Linked DNA regions of Homo sapiens: region 2 is linked to region 1. A link is a contact called in ENCODE Hi-C or POLR2A ChIA-PET data. All regions are on one chromosome and are shown on one strand. The core of a region is the stretch at or near the end of the contact, and the rest is flanking DNA. Distances in the headings are between cores, read along the strand shown. Region 1 has its middle 45 kb from the start of LINC02694. Region 2 overlaps FSIP1 (fibrous sheath interacting protein 1).

The links. A loop is a pair of places that touch in the nucleus more often than their neighbours do. ChIA-PET counts read pairs that join two places held with the same protein, here RNA polymerase II (POLR2A). Pooled maps may share reads with other maps.
Region 2: a map of CD8-positive, alpha-beta T cell shows a loop between it and region 1 (7-fold over the local background). The contact joins two enhancer-like sites. A Hi-C loop is called at or near these places in 1 of 168 maps with a recorded cell type or tissue (CD8-positive, alpha-beta T cell) and 5 of 50 pooled maps. POLR2A ChIA-PET finds 5 or more read pairs at or near these places in 2 of 52 experiments (activated CD4-positive, alpha-beta memory T cell and activated naive CD4-positive, alpha-beta T cell).

The regions. Positions count from the first base shown.
Region 1 is chr15:38,648,888-38,654,003 of GRCh38, forward strand. No RefSeq gene overlaps it. Among named protein-coding and RNA genes, the nearest start is that of LINC02694, 45 kb to the right of the region's middle. Within about 2 kb of position 2,529, at least 6 of the 41 ENCODE cell types and tissues checked have a DNase peak (open chromatin) inside an H3K27ac peak, as active enhancers do; they include CD8-positive, alpha-beta T cell, where a contact is called at or near this core.
Region 2 is chr15:39,622,731-39,627,846 of GRCh38, forward strand. All of the region lies in intron 10 of FSIP1 (fibrous sheath interacting protein 1), which reads right to left. Among named protein-coding and RNA genes, the nearest start is that of THBS1-IT1, 39 kb to the left of the region's middle. RefSeq lists an enhancer at 1,046-1,135. Within about 2 kb of position 2,206, at least 19 of the 41 ENCODE cell types and tissues checked have a DNase peak (open chromatin) inside an H3K27ac peak, as active enhancers do; they include CD8-positive, alpha-beta T cell, where a contact is called at or near this core.

The DNA.
Region 1 (5,116 bases), core at 1,279-3,778:
TTCCAGAACAAATGAAGGTATTGAACAAATGAGCTCCATAAAAATGGAAACAGGGTGCTCTGCTTGGTTTTTCAGAAAAATGGAAATAGCGGCCTCACACATAGAGTTGACATTCCTGAGATTATCCAGTAGATCTGGACTCTGGAGCTCTGAGTCTAAATGTACTGCTATCCAGACAGAGTCTGCAGAGGGACCTCTTGTCATTAACTACTGTGCACCTACAATTTGTTATCAATGAAATGTGTGTAGCTTTTATTTCATGGCCTTGGGAAGCATCCTTAAATCTTTTATCCTTTAGTTTCTTCATCTGAGGTTAACAATATATGTATTTTGAAAGGCTATAGAAACTGGGAAGAAACATTTGCAACTTATAGCACAAAGAGTTAATAACCATAATATGTAAAGAGCTTCAAAAAATATAGAAGAAAAAAGCCAACACATCTATGAAAAATGGGTTGGAAATATGAGCAGAGAGTTCACAGAAAAAGAAAGGAAAATGGATCCTGCATATATGAAAAGACTCTCAACCATACTTTCAGTGAATACACTTTCAAACTTCATTGAGATACAATATTCTCTCCTGTCAGGCTGACAAAAATCTAAAAGATTGACAGCATATTTTGTTGGTGAGGCTGTGGTGAAATAGATGCTTCCATACATTGCTAGTGGGAATGTAAAATGGCATAAGCCTCATGAATGGGAATTTGATATATCTAGTAAAATTACATATGCATTTTCCCTTTGATCCAGTAATCCAACTTCTAGGAATCTATCCAAAAATATGTTGTAAAACTACACAAATACTTTTATATGTGACTATACATTGCAGCATTGTTTATAATAGCAAAAGCTTGGAAATTGGTTGAATAAGGCAATGGAAGGTCCACTCAGTGGAATACTATGCAGCTATAAACAACAAGAAGACGACCTCTGTATTAGTCTGCTTTCATGCTGCTGATAAAGACAGATTTGAGACTGGGCAATTTATAAAAGAGGTATATAATGGACTTACAGTTCCACATGGCTGGGGAAGCCTCACAATCATGGTGGAAGGTGAAAGGCACATCTCACATGGCATCAGACAAGAGAAGAGAGCTTGTTCAGGGAAACTCCCCTTTTTAAAACCATCAGATCTTGTGAGACTCATTCGCTGTCACGAGAATAGCATGGGAAACACCCGTCCCCGTAATTCAATCACCTCCCACGACATGTGGAAATTATGGAAGTTTCAATTCCAGATGAGATTTGGGTGGGGACACAGCCAAACCATATCAACCTCTATACATTGCCATGAAGCGATGACCCCAATAACATGTTCAGTGAGGAGAATTCTTGGCCCTTGTGTATTTTTTTTTTCTTTAAGTAATCTGCATTGAACAAGTCTTAAATTTACAGTTAGAAAAATCAATAGTATATTTTGTTTTATTTTGAATTACCCAGAAGCTCATGAACTTTCTGACCAAAATCCTTTCCCAGAAAGTTTGTCAGTTGAGAACCTGTGAAGTCCAATTCATTTATATGTTAAGATTTGTGCTATGGGATGTTGACAGCCTGGTGAAATTGACCCAGCCTGGCATGATCCTGGAGTCTATTTGAAAGGTGCAGGTTCAGAAAGCAGAGTGCTTCACAGGCTGCCACATTCCTCTGAAGATAATCTGCAGGTTGTACCTGCTGCCACTAGGCTGTTAGGCTGCCTAGGGGATGGTTGCTGGCTGGATTAACCAGATTTGCCATTGGCAGGTGGGAGATTTGCACCCCCAGAATTAGGCTTGCTACTCCATTAAGCTTTTGACCACCTAATTTAAACCATATTATTATTTTCTAAATAGGCAACACATTTACATTTTAAAATGCAAAGAGTACAAAAAGATAGGCCATGAAATGTCTTTCTGACCTGGTTCCCCAGGCATGAAGTTTCCCTCCCAAAGGCAACTAATCTGATAGGAGAATGAGGAAAGGAAGAGGAAGAAAGTCAATAAGGCCAATATTGGGAAGGTTACACTTGAGGAGACCTGGGGCTCAAACCTTCTAGGGCACTGGGAGCCAGTGTAAAATTTATCCTGTCTTGTGGATTTTAGATAATCTGTGTGTATAGGGGAGATATTTTATACAGCAGCAGCAGGCTATCCACATTGTGCCATACCTCGCTTTTGTGTGACTTAATATCTCTTGGTAATTGTTCCATGTCAGTGCCCAAAAAGCTTCCTCATTCTTTTTTTTGCAACTGTTCAGTTATCTATTTATGGTTACATCATATTATATTTAACCCATTCTTTACTGGTGTCTGCTCCCATTTGTTGTTCCATTTTGAGCACCAGATTTTAAAACTCATTCCTATAGGACACACAAAGGATTTTATTTCCTAGGAAGAGCTCCATGGCTCCCTGACTTGCTCAACTGTTTTAAACCCCCACCCCACATGGAATAAGCACACTTCACCATTCTCTCACAACAACAATTAAGTCAACTTATCTTTGAATAAGTAGCTGGGGGTGGCGGGGACACACCCCTGAAGTGTGGGTTTAGGTTTGTTTGATTGGGGCGTGTGCTGGGGTGGGTGGAGCAGGATGAAGAATTCTTCATTAGTGTTTCTCATGTTTGAAGTCAGATCTTCTTTCCTAGCTGGGGCCAGAGTCTTCAAGCTTCTAACAGGAGTTTCTAGAGCCACTGAATCTTTCAGAGAACAGGTACAAAAGCTCTCAGCTGGTGTACGAGCAGAGGAAGCGCCTTTACAAGGGGCTGCTTGGAAATGGGGGCAAACTGCTAAATAAGCGTGCAAAAGCAGAAAAGGGCCCAGGGTATTTTTAAACCTCTTACAAATAGGAGCAAGCCCAAATTTAACACGGGCTGGCTTTTTAATGTGGCTTTCTTTTTCACCCACCTTCCCTTCAAAGAGATGCTTTTTTCTTCTTTCTGCTGAAATACAAGGGCTTAGGGAGCAACTACTCGGTTCCAACAAACAGGGCAAGTTAACACTTGTGAGAGCAACACCCAAGCAGCAAAGGAAGCCGTGTTAAAATAAAACCACACCCCCTTCCCCTCCAGGTGACAAAGATAACCAAACCCAGTCTGGCGTCTATGCTCCAGCAACATGCAGGCTGAAGTGAAGGGCAACTGGGCAGGAAAGAGAAGGCGGAACTCGAGGTCATCCATACTGCCCAATTCCCTTGCTCCCCTCTCTTCCTGCCTCTCCAATTCTCATCTTCACCCAGAGCTGGTCTGATGCAGAAAAGTGAGGGGAACTCACTGTACCCATTTCTCTTTCTAAAATATCTCCTCAGGCACCTTAAACCTTTGTTCTTTCTTCCTCCAAAACAGTTCTCAGGAATTTGATACTATAGGATCATCTATTCTAGAGGTAATTAATAAGCTTTAATGAACTGTTCCTTCTAGAAATATTCTTACCCTTAAGCCAAATGATTGTAAAGGTCACAGGGCATTTCAGGCATCAGCTATTTCATGAATGGGAAGTAGTGTGGGTAGAACCCTAGCATGCTCTGGACCTTAAAATCATATCCTATGATTGGTTACCTCACATATGCAAAACCACCGCAGTCTACACCTCTAAACACACTTAAAACACTCTTTCACTGGTAAATAACCTGCATTCCTATATTCCTTTGCAGAACAGCTTGAGTGAAACCTGTGTTTATATGCAATGGTCGAGGCCAGCGGTGTAGAACATACACGCTCACTGCATTCTGGGACAGCTCTGGTCTCCAAGCCCGGAGGTTTAAGCAGTGTGTGGCCAGGCCATTGAGCTGAGAGCATAAGCTTGGTGATACCTATCAACATAAAAATATTCATCCATTACTTTCACTTATTTATTTTATTCACAATTGTATTTGGCTTGAAGCTTGGTGCTGTCTATTTGGGTTTGAATCTCTATCCAGATTCAGAGCCTGATCTGTGTCAGCCTCTATTCTGGAAGCCCCCAGTTTGGGAAAGAGACCATGCAAGGTACACTCAGGTCCTGCCCTGCTGATTAGTTCATGCAAGAGAAGCCTCCCTGACTTCAATCCCTGGGACTAATTCACTTCAAGAGTTGGAATGAGAAGGCACTCAAACCATAAATATATGCAAAGCAGCAGCAAGCAGATTAGAAGAACCTAGCAGATTAAAAGTAAGTAAGCCTGCAGAACCTCTCGTGCAGCCTCCTCTGCCCTTGTCTGGAAGCCACCTTTCTGCAGCCTGGCTTTCCGTAGCTGTCAAAACCCCAAACTTAAAGCTATTGGCTCAGTGATTAGACTCTGGGTTTTGGGGTCAGGAAGTTAGCTTGGGGAGGTGGGGGGTAGTTTTTCTGCGGCTGTCGGAGCAACCGTAGAAGAATTGTTTGATCTTTGCAGGATTTGAAAATATCTTGCTGTACCATCAGTGGCCTTTGGTAGGCTCTAGGCCACGGTTGGGGGATGTTTTACTTGCCTTTTAAGAATATGACACTGGGTCAGCTACTTAACATTCAGAGGGGCAGCACCAAAGGCCAGATAAATATCTGATGCAAAGAAGGGTAATGAAAGGAGTCTAGGCCTTCATCACGCTAGCTCCTCCCCGGGCCTGGAAGATCCTGAGAGCTTCTTCTAGTGTTCAGGCTTTGAATCATCGAAGATCTTTTAAACTCTGATTGTGAAGAGCTCCAGGGGAAATCAATGAACAGACCCTACGGCGATGTCACTGAATCCCATGATTGTCCGGTAGAAATATTTTACGACCAGCCATTCTAACAGGGGAGACTGTGGCCAGGAGAAACATCTTCCCAGAGATCACCCAAGAAAAGCAATAGATTAAGCCAAGTGCATCCTTTTCCTAAAACCCAGTGGTGAGCTGATAGGCGCTCTTCCCAATGCATCATCCTTCTTATGGCCCCTACAATAAATACAGAGATCTTTAGTAATTTCCTTGTTAAATGAAAACATAATGGAGATGTCTCAGAGTAATGGGTCAGCATGTAAATGCAAATGATGTCCAACCAGGACACTTTGGTGGTTTAAAAAGACAGAGACACAGGGAAGCAAGAAACTAGGATACAACAATTCAAGAAGGAAGTTGGAGAAGGCCTGTCAGCAGGACCGAGAAAGCTGGCTTCAGAGAGAACAGTGGCACAGTAGGATTCCCTAGG
Region 2 (5,116 bases), core at 956-3,455, 970 kb after region 1:
AAATTTGAATCCAGGTAGTCTGGGTCCAGAACCTAAGTGTCTAGCCACATGGCTACACTGCCACTCGCTGTAAATGAGTTCTCCCTCTACCACCCTCCAAGTGTCCTTTTCCCAACTGCTGCTCATTTTTCTGTCCATTCTATCAGATACAGAAACTCTCCCCGCAGAACAGTTTACTTAACTTGGGACTTTATTGCCCAGATTGGCTTTTGTGTGTACGTTTTATGCAAATGTACACAGTGTATGTTTTATGCAAACATATATAGTGCCCTCTCTTTTAGCTCATTAAAAAAAAAAACCCAGCCACAGCTCCATTCCCAGGATACCCACTGTTTACACATCTCCACCCAGATAAATGCCAGTTTGATGTAGAAGCTAAATTTGATGAGGAATGCAACTTGTAATTGCTGGAGATGGAACACAGACTGTGGATTACCTCACTCTCATCCCTGCCCCACCTCCTATGCTATATATCCGGAGTTTCTCCAGCCATAAAAATCTCCAGTTAATTGGGCAATGGATTTCTTGACAAGGCAATCAAGATTATGTCCCTGGTGCAGATAATCAGAAAGTCTACCCATTATAAACCAGCAGAAGCAATCTTGTCCTTTGATGTAAGCTTACTTCGGGTGTTTTTTATTTCCCCCAAACAGCACTCCTAAAGACCCACCCTATGAAACCAATACCATTATCACAAGTGAGAAAAGGGTGGAAAGCTAGAATGTTCTAAATGATTAACAAGGAGAATATGGATGTACACAGATTTTAATGACACCTAGTTCTACTTCCAAATAAGCAACTAAAAAACATTCCACCGTTTGCTTAATGACGAAGATATAAGTTTATAGCTCTCTATTGCAACCACTACTGGCAACACCTCCGTAGTAGTCTATTTTAGTCAAGGTTTTTTGGCTATAAGGAACAGAAACCCTTATGTCAAAAAAAGAGGTGGTAGGGTTGAGGTTTGCTGTAAGATCAAAGAAGTCATTTCATGGACAACGACAAGCAGGAAATAAGAGTATAGACTGGCCTTTCAGAGTCTAGAGCTGAGAAACCACCAGGCACCAGTCATGTGCCCCATCTGTCTTTCTGGGTCCATGTCATCTCTTCACTCACTGCCTGCCTGATGCATCCTCTTCTCTGCAAACCAGCTTTCTCTGCTTATTGATGGTTTCTGCTTTCTCACAACCTCAGCTTGCCTATGTAGCATGAACTGACTCTGTAAGAGTATCACACCCACCAACAACTGACTATGTCCTTTAGCTCTCTATATTCTTTTGCTTAAATTTTCAAGCAAGATAACCTGGTTGGTCACTGGCCAGGTTGATGGACTGCCTGTGTCAGGTTCAAGTGTCCACCACTGGTCCAAACATCTGAACTGAGGGTCACATGGTAGAAACACAACCATCCAAGCCCAAGGTTTTGGCAGGGCTGTGGGTAAGGTGATTTCCCAAACAAGAAGGTATCAACAGAACAGGGATTCAAAAATATCATATTTTTGAACTATAATTACTATGAAGTACGTAACCATCAGAAGGAACCTGCCACTTAATTTAGTTCTATAGTCAACTACAAGATTAATGATGGAAGTGTTTCCAAACTTCACTGATCTCATTAAATCTGGGTACTCACTGAAGAGTTATTTGAGATATAAATGTAGAACTAGTTGTCAGAAAATACCTACCTGTGCATAGAAAAATAAAGGCACTCCAGTTAGGCTACAGAACAGCACTATCGAGTCTGAATGCTCACAATAGGCTCACATCACTTGCTATAGCTCTTTTGGATTAAACACATCTAAAAATCAAGGGGGAAAAATAATTGGTGTTCATTTTAATGTCTGTATCAATGGCGCTAAGGATTCATAGGAGAAAAGGGCTTGTTCTTCCTTCCTCTCCTAGCTCCTTCCCTCCCTTTTCCATTCTCCCACCTTCCTCTCTTACACTGAGGCTACCCCAATCATATAAAGGCAAGTCCGGCAGGTAGACTGCTCTTAAGAAGCCAAACCAAGGACAAAGGGTCCTGGGGGCCAGGGACAATCTGGCATATTTTTCACCAGAATAGTCAGAGGCTGTCTGGCCAGAAGAGAATCTGAACTCTAGTCAAAAAGGAAGCAAATATCATTGCCAGAGAAACTATGTAAACCACCATCAAGAGTGAGGGTTGAGGCAAGGCTGTAAACAGGAAAGTGAGTCAGCTCCCAGGTCAGCAGCCAGGAGGCTCAGTGGACAGAATAATACTGAGTGTGAAGTAGGTCACGGCAAACAGCTCTGAAGCGAGGTCATGAACGTTGTGGTGGTGTGGGAAGCCCTTTTTATGTGGGGCCTGGCATGGCAAAGTCACCGTGCAGAATCAGACCCCACCCATGCCTAGGCTACCCATCTTCCCCAAACAGCCGGGTGAGGCAGGGCTTGCCTTATGGGTTTGCCTGGTGAGAGGCTGCTGTGGCCCTGGGCATTCTGTGATGGCTCGTCTCCCGTGGCCCAGGTGCCCGGGCTGGCTCCATGGCTTCAAGGATCCAAGCTTTCTGTTTCTATGTACCAGAATGAGAGAGGTGGGCTGCCAGCGGGACCCCAGTGTGTAAGTTAGGGATGAGCATGGATCGAGGGAGCTAGAAGCAGGAGGTAGGATTCTCAAGTCCTACTATTTGAAAAAGGGCTAGAAACATGGCTTGCCGGGGACATAAGCAGAAAAGTGTGGAGGTGCTCGGCAGGAGAGCCAGACTGTGCTTTCTAACAGGGTGACTTTGCTTTCTAACAGGGTGACTGGTGAAAATGGACTCTTATGTTTTCATTTTGTGGGACAATTACCATTTGAGGATTGCCAACAGTAGCTGTTTTCTAGCAGTAGAGACAGCAAGTCCACTTGGATCAGATGCCCTTTGTTCTGAGCAAGTCGCCGGAATGGCCCTGTTATCACATGTCTATCACTTCCTTTCCCGAAACAAGTCTGGGGCCCAGCTCTACAGCTGGAGGGGGCCTGGCACCTCTGCCCCAAACTCCCAGCTAAAAAAGCCTGGCCAGGAGATGAGGTGCACAGATTTGCATAAAGAGCCTAAAAAGGGGCCCCTGATTGAGTAGTTCTCATGCTCCGAGGGAACTGGAACCTACTCCACCCCCTACTCCGGGAAGTAGATCCAGTTTGTTACTTTAGAGCAGCTAGCTCCCACTGCTTGGCAAGACTGTTTATTGGCTATTATTAGTTATGAGTATCATTTGCATGGGTGAAGGCCTTCTGTACTCTCAGTTTGATGATGCCTATTTTTACTGTGTAGAGATAAGTTGGGTCAAGGAAGGTTGTGATGGGGTCAGTAGTCAAGGAGGCCATTAGCTATTTAAATACCTTAACCTCCAATGGATCCAGATTAAACCTCACCCTCTTGCAGGAAATCAGCTGATAGATGAGTCACATTGGAGAAATCTGGTATAAATGAAACCTAAAGAACTTATGTATGCCCACAGGAGTCTCTAGAACTTTAAATACTTTGCTTGATATCATCTAAACTTCACAATTGAAGAGAAGGTATCCTCAGAACTCTGTCTCTGGGATCTTCAACATGTGTCTTCTGTGTTGAGCTGGCCTGAAGATGGAGGTGCTGTGTCTGTAAAGGATCTTCCCAAACAGGGGTTCATTTAAGGCCAGGTCAGGGGAGTGTATCCAAAACCCTCCACCTTGTACTGGTGCTGAAAGAAGGTGGAGATGTGGCATGGCCTGGAAGGTAGTACCTGGCCTTGCACAGTCTGCCCGTAGGTCAGCGATATGGTTTGGCTCTGTGTCCCCACCCAAATCTTATCTCAAATTGTAATCCTCATGTGCTGAGGGAGGGATCTAGTGGGAGGTGATTGGAACACAGGGGTGGTTTCCCCCATGCTGTTCTTGTGATAGTGAGAAAGTTCTCACAAGATCTGATGGTTTTAAAAGTGACAGTTTCCCCCGTGTGCTCTCTCTCTTGCCTGCTGCCATGTAAGATGTGCCTCTGCCTTCCGCCATGATCCTAAGTTTCCTAAGGCCTCCCCAGCCATTCGGAACTGGGAGTCAATTAAACCTCTTTTCTTTATAAATTACGTAGTATTTTTACAGCAGTGTGAAAATGGATGAATACAGTTAGACAAGGCTTCAGGTACCAGGACTTCTGCTTTCCAGAGACATGAGCCCTTAATACTTGATCAGTGCCACGATCACCAGCAGCTCCTCTGCCTCTTATTGTGAGAAGCATCTCACTAGTGTAGCACTATCTGGACCCTTCCCCCCTCACCCCAATCACAGAGAACACTCAGCTAGGCCCCACCCATATAAGAGAGACCCCTCAAAAAGATGCTCAACCCTGGGAACTGGAAAAGAAAACTGAGTATTTCCTTACATGCCCAAGAAGTTTCCCAGCAGCATACACAAGTCAAACGGCCAGGCTGCACTGACATTACACTGCTCAACGTGACTGGATTCAGATTACCCATCATCCAGACCTGTGCACTTGCCTGCTGCCGGGCTGAGCACTTGCCTGCTGCCAGGCTGAGCAGATCTAACATGGCCTGTGCTGCTCTCACAGGTGTAGACCTGGATGTCACTTCTGATGCCACTGCCATGGCCCCTCAAGTCACCCATGGGTACAGCAAGCCCCTCTTGGCTCCTTCCCAGGATTTCTTGTCTATTGCTGATGAGGTGTGAGTTGCTAATAAGGTGTGGGATGATCAGCTGGCCACTTCTAGGCTTGTACAAACCAGAAGTGCAAGAGAATTCATGCCCCTTGGGGCAGACTTTGACCAAGGGGAGAGGGAAGGCAGTGAAGGAGTTACTTTCCCCCAGAAAGACTCCCTGAAGTGCAGTCACCCACATGGCAGCTCTCTGCATATGTCCCACAAGTCACCCACATGGTATCTCTCTGCATATGTCCCACAAGTCACCCACATGGCATCTCTCTGCATGTGTCCCACAAGTCACCCACATGGCATCTCTCTGCATATGTCCCACAAGATCAATCAGCTGTACTTGCTAGCAAGCAGTAGTCAGGTCAATGATACAGCTCTTATATTTACTCTCTTTCTTTGCTTCACTTCTCTTGTTCCCCACTTCTGTTTCTCTGGTGATGCTTTCACTAATGAAGCAGCAGCAATATACT